2 separate regions of the Mus musculus genome follow, and region 2 is linked to region 1. The links are chromatin contacts, found by Hi-C or POLR2A ChIA-PET in ENCODE. All regions are on one chromosome and are shown on one strand. Each heading gives the region's core, a stretch centred on a gene start or an enhancer-like site at or near the end of the contact. The rest is flanking DNA. Distances are from core to core; before and after follow the strand shown.

Region 1 (2,677 bases), core at 112-2,611:
GTGTACAGCATCCAGGTGCTGGCCTGGATGGCTCTACCTCTCTCCCTGACTTTGATTTCTTCTCAAAATCCTTCATTGTTTTTTTTTTAGAATGATCACTTCCCTAGGCAAAGTTAAAAAAAAAAAAAAAAGTGACCGGCCACTCTCCTGTTCCTAGCTAAAAGGGAAGGGAAGGGGGGGGGGAAGAGGTGAGGGTGGGAGAAAGGGTGGGACGTAGCAAAGCAGCCCCCCAGGAAGCCTTAACTAAGCCGAAGGGAACAAGAGGCGCCGAGAGCTTAGGCTCAGAAGGGGGTCACACCCCCAGGATCTTAGGCATAATTGTCCTGACACCAAGGCTGCCCAAACTAGGAGCCTCCTCACGATTACCCACAACTCTAAGTTTGAGGAAGGTAAAGATGAGGGAGGAGAGAGAGAGAGAGAGAGAGAGAGAGAGAGAGAGAGAGAGAGAGAGAGAGAGAGAGAGAGAGAACAGCCTGAAAACTACTGCCAATTAGTCCTTTAGTCCAGGGCAAAGACTGACTAGGGGGTGGGTGGCTGGAACCTGGGCCCAGGGTTATGGATCCCGAGAGGTAAGGAGGAGCAGGTGGAAGGAGCCGAGGGAGGTGAGACACTAGTGAAGGTAGAAAGGCAGGCAGAACCGTGAGTATGGCGTGGCAAAAAGCAGAACGGTGGCTGAAGGCGTGAGAAACACTAGGTAAGAGAAAGGACGAAAGGAGGGAGCAGGGAAAGGCCAGTGTGGCCTCTAGGGTGAGACCTGAGCGCAGGGGGCCGGACCGCGCTGGGGCTACATGGGGTTGGAACCGAGACAGGAGCCGGGCGCCGGTACTCACGGTGCATCGCGGAGAAGGGGTCTGCTTTGCAGTGCATATCCATCGGGAGGCAGAGGAGCGGGAGCAACGCGGCCGCCGCCGCCGTGTCGCCTCTCAAACTCAACTTCAGGACTTGAGGAGAAAAGGAAGGGACGGTGGGGGAGGGAGAGTGAGCGGGCGCCCGACTGCTGGGGGGCAAGCGAGGGCGGGGGACGCCGCGCCGCGCTCCACGCCGGGACTCCTCCGGGCCCGCTGGGGTTTGCGACCGCAGAGGCTGCAACTTGCCACCGTTGGGGCACGCGGCTGGGCAGTCAGCAACGCAGCCCCGGGGCGACTGGCTGGACCAAGGGGCACTTGGGGCGCATGGCTCGCGCGCCAGCTGCGGCCAGAGCTGAGGCCGGGTAGGGAAGACGGCTCACTCAGCTCCCCTGGAACCCGGTTGTCCGAGAGGCTCTGAACCAAGAGAGCTCAGGGCGGGGGCGGCCCGAGGGCGCCAGGAGGGGAGCCGGGCCGCTCCAAGTGCCGGCGAGTTGGCGAAGTTGGCAGAGAAGTAGCAATCCCCGGGATGTCCAAGCGGGCGCCCGCGGGAGGGGAGCGTGCGAGCCGGCCCCCGCCCCCGGAAAAGGCAGGCGCACGCCGCGGCGACCGAAGGGCCAGGAGGGAGGGAGGCAGCCTAGGAGCCGAGCGGCGCCCGCAGCGCTGGGCTGGCCCCAGGTGGGTTGCGGCTGCAAGAAGACTCGGCCGGAGACTGGAGCCTGGGCTCCCGGTGTGTGTCTCTCTAAAAGCTGCAAAGCCCCCTCCAGACCCCCTCCTCCTCCCCGCGCCGGGAGATGGATGACTTGTCAGACAAAGGCAATAGATTCCACCACTCTGTGATTCGCCAGCGCCGGAGCCCCGAGCTTCGGCAAGGAGGGCCCCGCGCCTGTCACTCCGGTGCTGGCGAGGGGAGGGCCCGGGAGGGGGGGGAAACGGGAGGGAGCAGCGGGTGAAGGAAGAGGGAGGGTGAGGAGCGGGCCAGGGGGAGGAGGAATGGGAGCCCCGGATTAAAACTACACTGAGAAACGAAACTCGCCGAGAAGATAAACGTTAGATAAGGATAAAGAGCGGCCAGCCTAATGAATATTCAGGCAACCACAGAGGGCCTCCGAGCGCGCGGCACTCCGAAGCCAGGCTCTCAGTCCTAACTCGCCCAGCCCTGCCATCCACCGGCCAATGCCCGCAAATCCCAGACGCCCGCGAGTCCGCAGCCCCTGTCCTAACTCGGCTACCCTTGCGCTGAGTTCCTTTCCGTTTCTCCCTGTGTCTTCCTTCCTCTCTCCCTTTCCCTCTGGTCCTTCCCTTTCGCCTTTTCCTCCTGTGGTACCTTCCCATCCACGCACGCATGATTCTCATTCCGGGGCAAAGTGCCCAGCAGTTTGTCCCCTCCCGTCCCACACGCGGTGGCGCGCACCCCCTCCCCGGAGTCTGGGCAGTCCAGACGCCTGGTTTGGAATCAAGCTAGAGGCCTCTGGCTAGAACCCACCTGCCTTGGTGGGACCCAACGGATGGTAGGAGAGCCAGGGAACTTGGCACCTGGACCCTCGGGTAGCTAGGGAAGGGACTGTGCCGGGAGACGGTGCGCAGCGGCTTGTCCGCGGCAGTGACAGAGGATGCAGAAGCCCAAGGCGGGACCAAGGCGTTCTCTTTCCCCGGCTGGGGAGAAGAGGAGGCTATGAACGCGACTGAGCGCCGCCCGCCGCCAGCTCTGCAGATCCCGAGCGAGCGCAGCTGGCGCAGCACGCCGGCCTGGCCCGGCTCCTACCAGAGCCGCTGGCCCAGTCTCTGCAGCCTGGCCCGCACTCGCTCCCTTGTTCGCTGGGGTCTTCTCG
Region 2 (2,677 bases), core at 87-2,586, 260 kb before region 1:
CATTGAGTCAAGTCTCTCATAGACTGAGACACACAAATCTCTACAGGACGCCTGCAGTTCTCCTGGGACAGTTACATGGATTCCTACTGTACACAAGAAAAGTGTGTGAAAGCTCCCCAGGACCAATCTGTATAAGTGAGCGTTCTGGGAGTGCATGAGGACCTGGGTGACATTCAAAGCCACCAATGTGAATGGGGACTCCTCCTCCCTAAAACTTTTTTTTAACTTAAGAGTTTGAGGAAAGGTGAGATCACAGTGCCTGACGCCCTTGCCCCATCTTATCTTTGTATATTGTTCTCCACTAAGTGCCTCTAAGTGTTAAGACCAGAGACTCACAGGAGTCCAGCGTGAGGAAGGAGTTGCTAAGAGCTAGGGTAGGAACTGAAGTGTAGCAACTTCTCTGTAGGGTAGGTACTGAGATCGCCCCCAAAAGGTCCAGCCTAGGGATGGAGACTGCTCCACAGTATAGTGAGGAGTGAGAAGGGGCTGGCACTCCTGTCCCTACTCCAGAGGACACAGAAAGTGAGACCCAGAAGGAAGGGCAAGGGCCGGGGTAGACACTCAGAGAGACAGGAGCCAGAAGACAGAAGAGACAAAGGCCAAGAGGCTCAGACACGAGGAGCCAGAGGCAGACCCATGAGTTAGGGTCGCTGAAGCTACACAGGCAAGGACCCCTAAAGCCAGAGGAGCCACAGAGCTGAGCTCTGAGGGCCAGGCGTCAGGAAAGCCAGGCCTAGCCAGCCTGGCTCCCGCTTTTGAGGCCCAAGAGAGAAGGAGGGGCAAGCGGCTCCATTTTGAGAAATGCGTTTGTAGCTGTGGGAAAAAGAAAGCCCTGGTTCTCCCCAGCACTCCCTGACCTATCACTATGGTACACAGACCCCTGCGCCCCCACCCCAGCAAGTAAGCTGGGGGTTCTAGAGTCTGGGGCCGCGCCAGGGCCTGAGATGAGTCTGGCCCACGTCCCAACTCTCTGACCTCAGGGCTGGGGTTGGAGAGTTGGGGAAAGTCCCCCCAAACACACACACTCAAACTCCAGAGACCAGTCAAGCAGGATCCAGTCTGGGATCACGAGTTGCCATTCCGAGACTGAAAGCCCAGAGTCGTCGTGTCCCCCCACCCCCCCCCCCGCCACCCACAATAGTCCGCTCCTTCCATAAACTGGGGGCGTCTATGGAATGCCACCTCCCCACCGGACCGCATCGCTTAGAAGTTGGGGCACCCTCAGCCCTGGACCCCTCACCTCCGCCGCGCTGCTCCATGCTCAGCCCCGGGCCGCCCCAGCACTCCACAGGCGCGCCGCCCGCTCCAGCCCGCGCGCGGCCACTCGGAGCTGCCCGGCTCGGCCCCGCCTCCGCCCAGCCGGCGCCCCCGGCCCTGACCGGCCCCCGCCCGGCCCGAGTGGGCGGTGCGCACTGATGGGGGGAGGGGTCCGAGGGGCGTTCCCGCCCCGGGGAGCGGACACGCGCAAGTAACCCACGTCACGCGTGCCAGCCAGGGCGCACGCGGGGGCTGCTCGGCGGCGCTCGGGATTCCTCCCAGAGTGGCCTAGCAACTGTGTGTGTGTGTGTGTGTTGTGTGTGTGTGTGTGTGTGTGTGTGTGTGTGTGTGTGTGTGTGTGTGTGTGTGTGTGTGTGTGTTAAGTGTGGTGTGTGTGTGTGCTCGGTAGCGCTCGGGATTCCTCCCAGAGTGGCCTAGCGACTCTGTGTGTGTGTGTGTGTGTGTGTGTGTGTGTGTGTGTGTGTGTGTGTGTTAGGAGGCTCGGCCGGCTCGAGACTCATCGAGCCGGGTCACCATCGCCTATCCCTGCCGGAGCCCAAGGGCCAGCGGCAGCTGGTCATTGTTCCAGCACAAAGAGCCAAGGCGCGGCGCCAGCCCCGCCCCTCCCCCTCCGCTCCTCTAGGAGAAGCTTCCCTCCTCAGTCTCCAGCTTCCCGGTCCATGGGGAGGCCGAGGGGGTCAGCCATCCCTCTCCAGTTGCCGGCTCCTGGGCACAAGTTGAGGGACTGGCTCGGTCGCTGTCTGTCCCACCCCCAGCAGGCTGGAGGTCACACGCTTGGATTTTCCAAATCGGCGCCACCTGGTGGCCCTTTCCAGCAACTTACCAGCCCCCCCCCCCCAAGACCCCCACCAATCCCACTCCCTTTCCAGCACAGCACCCTCGGGCCGCGAGCCCAGGCTTGTCCCTGGCATGGCTCCAGCCTCCCTAGCCGAACCTCGGGGGTCATTTGCTATGAGAAGGGTCGCTGCTCAAAGGGGGTGGGAGGGATACCTGACCCCCAATAATCTCAAGAACGAACAGCTCAAACCTACACTGGCTCCGCAGCAGACATCCCAAAGTCTCTCTTGGGGTCACAAATATTTTTACCCTCTCGAAAACAACAGTCTTAACACCCACACGACCTTTCCCACATTCAGTCTCGGGCAGCCACAGTCAGTCTCATCCATCACGTGGCTCCATAGATCTTCATTCCATAATCCTTCAGGCCAACTCACAGAAGGCTTGGTGTTTCGTGCACGGGAGAGTGCACAACAGTCCTTTGCATCCAGTCACATTCTTTAAATACACTCAGCCTCCCAACCCTCTTCCACGCAATGACAGCCGGATTCAGCCACTCTGGAAACTTCTTACATCATATTCACAAACTACCCACTTTCCCTGAGGGGTCTCTGTGACCTGC

Evidence for each region. Hi-C counts contacts between places; a loop is a spot of excess contacts on that map. ChIA-PET counts read pairs that join two places held with the same protein, here RNA polymerase II (POLR2A).
Region 2: a loop to region 1 is called in a map of Patski, with 4 times the contacts of the local background. The contact joins the promoter of Lzts2 here to the promoter of Pax2 in region 1. A Hi-C loop is called at or near these places in 1 of 37 maps with a recorded cell type or tissue (Patski). POLR2A ChIA-PET finds 5 or more read pairs at or near these places in 1 of 5 experiments (Patski).

Annotation. Positions count from the first base shown.
Region 1 is chr19:44,755,590-44,758,266 of GRCm38, reverse strand. It overlaps Pax2 (paired box 2), which reads right to left and starts at 1,361. Exons shown (of 10, transcript NM_001368747.1): 1 at 831-1,361. The coding sequence starts at 873. RefSeq lists promoters at 899-2,173, 899-2,677, 899-2,677.
Region 2 is chr19:45,016,794-45,019,470 of GRCm38, reverse strand. It overlaps Lzts2 (leucine zipper, putative tumor suppressor 2), which reads right to left and starts at 1,336. Exons shown (of 5, transcript NM_001130526.1): 1 at 1,241-1,336.